Linked DNA regions of Homo sapiens: region 1 is linked to region 2. Evidence: chromatin contacts called from ENCODE Hi-C data. All regions are on one chromosome and are shown on one strand. Each heading gives the region's core, a stretch centred on a gene start or an enhancer-like site at or near the end of the contact. The rest is flanking DNA. Distances are from core to core; before and after follow the strand shown. Region 1 has its middle 69 kb from the start of LINC02541. Region 2 has its middle 94 kb from the start of MARCKS.

Region 1 (4,021 bases), core at 99-2,598, 44 kb after region 2:
GCAACACACACGAGGGCCTGTCGGAGGGGCATGAGTCAGGGGAGGGAGAGCATCAGGAAGAACAGCTAACGGACTCTGGGCTTAATACCTAGCTGATGGGATGATCTATGCAGCAAACCATCATCACACACATTTGTTTACCTATGTAACAAATCTGCACATCCTGCACACGTATCCTTGAGCTAAAAATAAAAGTTGAAGAAAAAATAAAAAAGAATCTTGAGTTCCAGGTCTTTAGGTAAAGTGGGCCTTTGCTGGAGGAAAAACAAGAGGAAGAAAGTGTCCTTCCCGTTTCTTGCTTTTTGGGATAGCTTCTTTAAGTATTTCTTGCTCTTCACAGCCTCATCAACCCCTTCTTTCACTTCTAAAGGCGTACTCTTGTTTAAACCAATATCACTAGACTGGCTCTTTGCTGCAGTTTCCTCCTCTGTAAAATGAGGGTAATAGTAACTACCTCACAAGGGAGAAATGGGGAGGCAGAGGGTGTAATGTAAACTGTGCAGGTAGGAAGAGGCAACCAGGGAAGACAGGACCAGATAGGGACACTAGTGGGGAAGCTCAGAAGATGAATATAAGTGATGGAGATGATAGGTAGGGAAGGGGTGGGACAGAAGTAGGCTATTTGAAGTAAGGATCCTACTCAAAATGGAAAAAGGGTGGGCTAATTGCAGAGTTCATGCTCCTTATTAAGAAGAAAATGGAGGATGTGGCTGCTATGCTCCTGATGCAATTGGACCTTGCCAAGGTGGTACTGGGGAAAGAGAAGGTGGCCATGATCCCCATTCTCAGCTAACAACCAGATTGTTACCCCTTCTGCATAAACATTTTGAATGTGCTACTAATACAATGACATCATTATGTGATGTTACACAAGTCTGAATCATGCATTGGACATTTTTTTCTATGATGATCATAAGTTTTTATTTTTTTTTTTTTTTTGAGCTGGGGTTTCGCTTTTGTTGCCCAGGCTGGAGTGCAATGGTGCGATCTCGGCTCACTGCAACCTCCACCTCTCGGGTTCAAGAGATTCTCCTGCCTCAGCCTCCCAGTAGCTGGGATTACAGGCATGTGCCACTACGCCCGGCTAATTTTGTATTTTTAGTAGAGATGGGGTTTCCCCATGTTGGTCAGGCTGGTCTCGAACTTCCGACCTCAGGTGATCCACTTGCCTCTGCCTCCCAAAGTGCTGGTATTAGAGGCGACAGCCACCACACCTGGCAGATCATAAGATTTTAATCTGTGCCTTTGTATATTAAATGTTGTCCTCAGAAGAGAGACAATTGACCCTATCACTCCAGATAAAAACAGCAGAATGTCCCTGAGTCACCCTTAGGTGGGGCAATGTTGGCTAATTTGTCACTATTCTGATGAAACTTTCCCTGCAGTCAAATCCCTACAGTCATAAACCTAGGAGGGGCCTTAGGAGCCATATAATCTCTTTCTTAGCTTCTCAACCATCACAAGCAGATAAGGAGATCAAGCCTTGGTACTAATTAAAGGATTTGAATAAGGAGAGTTAGAGTTAGTTTCCATTTCCAGCTCTGTTATTTGTTATTAGTTGACCAGTTAACCGTGGTCAAGTCTCTTAACCTTGGAAACACTAAAGTGGTGCTTTCTGAGTTAAATGAATTTAAAAACTTTTGACCTCCTATCCTTGTTTGGTAAACAGTGAAGGATATGGACACATGCTTTACAAAAGGCTTTGCTGTTTCTCCAGTGACAGAAATTTTCTAAATGACCATCTTCAGGCCTATCAGGCAGTTTGTAGACAAGGTTGGATACATCATACATCGTCCATCTTAGTGGTGTCCTCATAAAATGAAAGATTGAAACTCCAAAGGAAAGATAGATGGTGATGGCTTCAGACACAGACGTAGTTTATTGTGGTTACGTTTGAGGTAGATGGAAAATCCCATCTGACCAAAATTAATTTGGACAAATCCAGCCCCACCACTACAGACCCTCCTGCCCCCAAGATTTATCCGTTTGAATTAATGAGCAAACCCTTCCAAACAGGACCATCTCTGGGAATGTTAACTCATTGTAACCCTTCTAGTCCCTCATACCTTAGTGTGACATTGTTGAATGCAGGTAACAAGAACACCCTGACTGAGGTAAGCACTGAACTAACTGGGGAGCCCACACAAAAGCTCTGTTCTCCTCCCCAGGAGCATCTCAAGAAAGACCCTTATTATTCCAGGGAAGAGAGTGCAAGAGGAAGGGAAAAAAGAGATTGAAGAACAATGATGGAATCGAGTTATTTCACTATTTTCTAAAAACAAAGGTAGGATTATTAAGCTAGATAGAAAGAAACACTTCATAATTATATATTTATTTTTAGTTTCTCCTTCTCCTTTTTTTTTTTTTTTTTTTTTTTTTTGAGACAGAGTCTCACTTTGTAGCCCAGGCTGGAGTGTAGTGGTGTGATCTCAGCTCACTGCAACCTCTGCCTCCTGGGTTCAAGCAATTCTCCTGCTTCAGCCTCTCAAGGAGCTGGGATTACAGGCACCCGCCACCCCACCTGGCTAATTTTTGTATTTTTAGTAGAGACGGGGTTTCACCATCTTGGCCAGGCTGGTCTTGAACTCCTGACCTCAAGCGATCTGCCCACATCGGCCTCTCAAAGTGCTGGGATTACAGGCATGAGCCACAGTGCCTGGTCTCTTTTCCTTAGGAGACCTAAATCAGTGTTTTCTAAAGAAAATCTCTGAGTCTCAAGTGACCAAAAGTTTTGCTTTGACTGAAAATACTTAGAGAGAAAGGAATGGGCTGTATCCACTAAGAATAAGGACATTTGTTGTGACCCCTTTTGTGCAAATAGAATTGAAAATTTTTCCCTATTTTGAATGGAGAGTCTTTTACACGCTTTATTGAGATATAATTCACATACCATACAATGCAGCCATTTGAAGTATGCCTAGGCTAAATGCGGTGGCTCATGGCTGTGATCCTAGCACTTTGGGAGGCCGAGGTGGGCACATTGCTTGAGTCCAGGAGTTCAAGACCAGCCTGGGCAACAGGGTGAAACCCTGTCTCTAATAAAAATACAAAAAAAATTAGTCAGGCATGGATGTGTGTGCCTGTGGTCCCAGCTACTCAGGAATCTGAGGTGGGAGAATCACCTGGGAAGTCAAGGCTGCAGTGAGCCCAGATCATACCACTGCACTCCAGTCCCTGGATAACAGAGTGAGACCCTGTCTTAAAATAAAATAAAATAAAATAAAATAAAATAAAATAGTGTGTCACTATCTGGTTTAAAGAGTATTAAAAAATAAAAGATAAAGAAATAAAGTATGCCTCATTTTTGCTGGCTGTGGTGGCATGAGCCTGTGGTCCCAGCTGCTTGGGAGGCTGAGGCAGGAGGATCCCTTGAGCCCAGGAGTTCGAGTCCAGCCTGGGCAACATAGCAAGATTCCTGTCTCTAAAAATTTTGTGTAAAAGTTTAATAAAATGTACTTTGTTTTTGGTATATTACATTTTTAATTTTTAAAAATTGTGATAACAAAAATTACCATTTTAACTGTTTTTAAGTGTACATTGAATGGAGTTTTTAAATAATTTAATTTTTAAATTTAATTTACTTAATTTTAAATAATGTTTCACAGGGAGCTCTCTGACTTACCTATTGATTATAAGTATGAATCTGAAAAAAATTAATGTATTGAAATATAATAGGTCAACTGAAAAGACCACAGAAATGGACACTTGTAAACCAGCAGCAACTCATTAACTGGTCTTAGGAGGCTGTCAGCAGCCATGTGCCCTGTGACTCCAGACTCCCTCAGCATCATCTTCCCAGAAATACTGCTTCCAGGTCATTACCACAGAGTGATAACTTTTCAAAATAACTTTCCCTCAGGCAGGTTACCCAGCAAATTCTGAGTGTCAAGTACCTAGGAAGTAAAGTGCAATTAGAAGCAACAGAATGGAAGTTAGGAGCCAGGACAGGAAGGATCTAATCTATACTAAGATGGGTAGGAAGGGAGAGGTAGCAAAGTATTGTTCTCAGACGTTTGGCGCT
Region 2 (3,725 bases), core at 840-3,339:
GGTAGAAGCTGTTTGGTCTCTTGTAACCTGGCCTCAGAAGTCTCATAGCATCACTTCCATGTACTCTTGGTCAAAACAAGATTCAGAGAAAAGGACACAGATGCTTTTAGTGTTTTAATACTGGTATATCTTGGAAATTACTTACTATTTCCTTATCTGCAAGATGGAGGTCCTAGAAGTATGGGCTAAATGAGTTATTACATGTAGAATGGCCAGGACACAGTAACTGGTCCATAAATATTAGATATTTTTGTTTTTCAATGACACTACATGCTATTTTTAAGCCCAGAATTCAGTTAGCCTTCTTCATTGCCTAATGAAGACATATTAATAGATAGGTCGGTATCTCCTCCGGGATGCTATCTCTGACTCTGCAAGGTGTGTTAGGTGTTCCCCAGGGTCCCTGACCTCCACAGTGCTTTATAAATGCCAGTGTGTGTGTGTTGGTTACCCCTACTAGTCTGAGGTCTCTGGGGCAAAAACAGCTAATATACTATCTCTAGCATATATCACAATGTCACATAGTATACACTTAGTAAATCCTTGACAAATGGATGTCTTTATTTTTAGAAGATGAGACCTCACAACCTAAAGACAGAATAATCCTGTGTTCTGGCCAGGCGCGGTGGCTCACGCCTGTAGTCCCAGCACTTTGGGAGGCTGAAGTGGGCTGATCACTTGAGGTCAGGAGTTCAAGACCAGCTGGCCAACATGGTGAAACCCCATCTCTACTAAAAATACAAAAATTAGCCAGGCGTGGTGGTGGGTGCCTGTAATCCCAGCTAATCAGGAGACTGAGGCAAGAGAATTGCTCGAACCCAGGAGGCTGAGGCTGCAGTGAGCCAAGATCGTGCCACTGCACTCCAGCCTGGGGTGACAGAGCAAGACTCCATCTCAAAAAAAAAACAAGAAAGGCCAGGCGCGGTGGCTCATGCCTGTAATCCCAGCACTTTGGGAGGCCGAGGCGGGTGGATCACGAGGTCAGGAGTTCAAGACCAGCTTGGCCAAGATGGTGAAACCCTATCTCTACTAAAAATACAAAAAATTAGCTGGGCACGGTGGCAGGCGCCTGTAGTCCCAGCTACTCAGGAGGCTGAGGAAGGAGAATCATTTGAACCCGGAGGGTGGAGGTTGCAGTGAGCCGAGATCGTGCAACTGCACTCCAGCCTGGGTGACAGAGTGAAACTCCGTCTCAAAAAAAAAAAAAAAAAAAAAAAAAGAAAAGAGAAAAAAGAATAATCCTGTGTTCTGATTTGACTGGAAATTCCCCCATTTCCATCTGTTGTTGCTGCACAATTATTAGTGGTGCCACATTTTATTCTCAAAACGTTCCCAGTTTGGATAGTAAATTATACAGTACTGACTCAAAGAGGCTTCTGGAGTCTCTCCGATGTTGGTGAAGGAAAGACTTCCCTTGAACCTCTGACCCTCTGACCCTCTCTCCTCTCGTAGCAAGAGTGCTCATGAGTAATTCTAGCCTGGGAAACTCACCTTTCACAAGGTGGTGGGGTGGCTGTTAAAGGAAATTTCACTTACAGTGTCCCAGTGAGCCAGGATGTAGTGCTGAATCACCAGCAGCATTTCTCAAAAGGGAGTTAAGAAATGACTTCCCATTGACTCAAGGGGTGTGGGGCTTTCACTTGTCCATGGTGACTAGAAAGGAATTGCCTGGTTAACTTTGACTTATGTTGAAAGGTGGCTTCAGTTTGCTCTCAAACCCATTCCCCACTGATCTCCAAGGGTCTTCAGAGTGTTGCCCTGTTGTAGAGGTTTTTCAGAAAGTATTGGCTAGTGAGTGCTCTCAGGTTGTCCTCTGGAGGAGTTTGAACTGGGGCAAATTTGGGTTAGGACTAAATTGTAAATGAGCTCATCTCTAATGTTTGCACTTAGTTGGAAAAACAGGTTTAAAAGATATGGGAAATCAGTCTGTCAGGATCACCCAAGAAAGGAGTTTCAAGGAATGTGTCATCACCTCAGATAGTCCTGCCAATCTCCATTTTTGGAAGTAAACAGAGACTTTCTTTGCCTTTTAGCTGGTCTTTCTAAATTTTCAAGGCCCAGTATAAGTCCTGCTTTGTCCAAGAAACTTTTCCGGGGCTGCCTCAGACTGTCTCATCTGTTCTTGACAGCTGCTTCTCCCCAGTATCTGAGCTCACCTTCATCTTTTAAAATTACTCATCTGGGAATTCCTCTTCAATGATAATGATCTTTAATACAGCACTTATATGTGCCTGAGTGCTTTGCAACAATCATTTTTTCTAATCTTATCACCAAGTAAGTAATATTCCCACATTTTAGAGGTAAAGAAACACAGATAACAGTGCCTTGTGTTTATGTTCCTAGCATTATATCACCTCTTCTCACTTGGCCTGTAAGTCTCTCAAGAACTGAAAACAGGTTTCTTACTCCTTGATATTTCACTTTCCCCCCAAAACAGTTAAGAACTCAGAGGAGCAAGTTGTCCATGACAATGGCTGATTTTACTTCTTATCTACTCCATGAAGACAGGAGTTTAAACATAAATACATTTAAGTGCCACATAGGCCATCTTTTAAGCCCTGGAAACTACCTTGAGTCAGGAAAATAAATTCAGGGTGAAGAGAAGAGATGGTAAATATGTGGGACTTGCCATTTTGAGAGTCCATCAGTGTTGCTTTTGAAACACAGGAAGCTTTGCTCAGCATTTGTTTAAAAGAGGAAGAAATGTTTAAAATATTAAGCACATTGTGACAATTTGAATATTCCCTGGTTGATTTCCTGCATTACATCTTTGAAAATTTCCTGATTTTCATATGTATTCCAGTGCTGAGTGGTATTTCCTGTGTCAGCCTAAAAAACGGGATTTTTCTCTTAACGGGAAACATCAATATCAGCATCAGCTGCAGGGACTGAGATGTTGAAATGGTGACTACATTCAAACCCATATGAATTTTGATCTTAAAACAAGCCACACACACTGAATAAGTGTATAAATGTGTATGAAATAAGTATGAGTACCTTATCATACATTTAAACCCGATTTTTGTTGACAAGAATATTTCCTTTTAAAGTTCTTTAACTCTTGCCTTGAAGAGTTGACCAAAGATCATTTTTGTGGTTTTTCTTTTTTTTGCCTTAAATACTCAAATTGTCAGATATCATGTGTGAAGATACCATTCAGAGCAGAATAATGAAAATTACAGAGGGAAAATTAGGTCATTTTTTCTCTCATTTTAAAATACAGGCTATATCTTTATAGAATACTCTCATATGTATTTTTCCATTCTTGTTTAAAATTATATGTGTGATGGAGACATTACCAGTTCCCCTGGGAGATTATTTCACAGAATCACGGACCTTGCTACAGGTATTTTTTTTTTTTCACTAATTTTCAAACTAAAATTTCTTTTGCTCAATTTCATTCCATTATCCCTTGGACCACCTGTACAGTTCTGCACAGAAGGTTGCAAAACGGTCTATTTGATAGGAAATGAAGCCCTCTGCCAAAGTGCATTAAGGAAAAAAAAATGATATGGAGTCTCATGTTGATGATAGCTACAGAATATAAATTTGAAGAGGAAATTCCCAGGTCTTAATTGCTCAGCAATAATCAACCCTCTTGTATTTTAAATTCAGTTGAATACTTCTTTTTTTCCGAAGAATTGGGGGAATTCTGGTTTCCAAAAAGAGCAAGGTGTGGGATGTGTGTGTGTGTGTGTGTGTGTGTGTGTTAGAGCTGCATAGAA

Evidence for each region. A loop is a pair of places that touch in the nucleus more often than their neighbours do. Pooled maps may share reads with other maps.
Region 1: a map of PC-9 shows a loop between it and region 2 (5-fold over the local background). The contact joins two enhancer-like sites. A Hi-C loop is called at or near these places in 3 of 168 maps with a recorded cell type or tissue (PC-9, endothelial cell of hepatic sinusoid and heart right ventricle) and 1 of 50 pooled maps.

The regions. Positions count from the first base shown.
Region 1 is chr6:113,716,583-113,720,603 of GRCh38, reverse strand. No RefSeq gene overlaps it. Among named protein-coding and RNA genes, the nearest start is that of LINC02541, 69 kb to the right of the region's middle. Within about 2 kb of position 1,348, at least 3 of the 41 ENCODE cell types and tissues checked have a DNase peak (open chromatin) inside an H3K27ac peak, as active enhancers do; they include PC-9, where a contact is called at or near this core.
Region 2 is chr6:113,761,900-113,765,624 of GRCh38, reverse strand. No RefSeq gene overlaps it. Among named protein-coding and RNA genes, the nearest start is that of MARCKS, 94 kb to the left of the region's middle. Within about 2 kb of position 2,089, at least 4 of the 41 ENCODE cell types and tissues checked have a DNase peak (open chromatin) inside an H3K27ac peak, as active enhancers do; they include PC-9, where a contact is called at or near this core.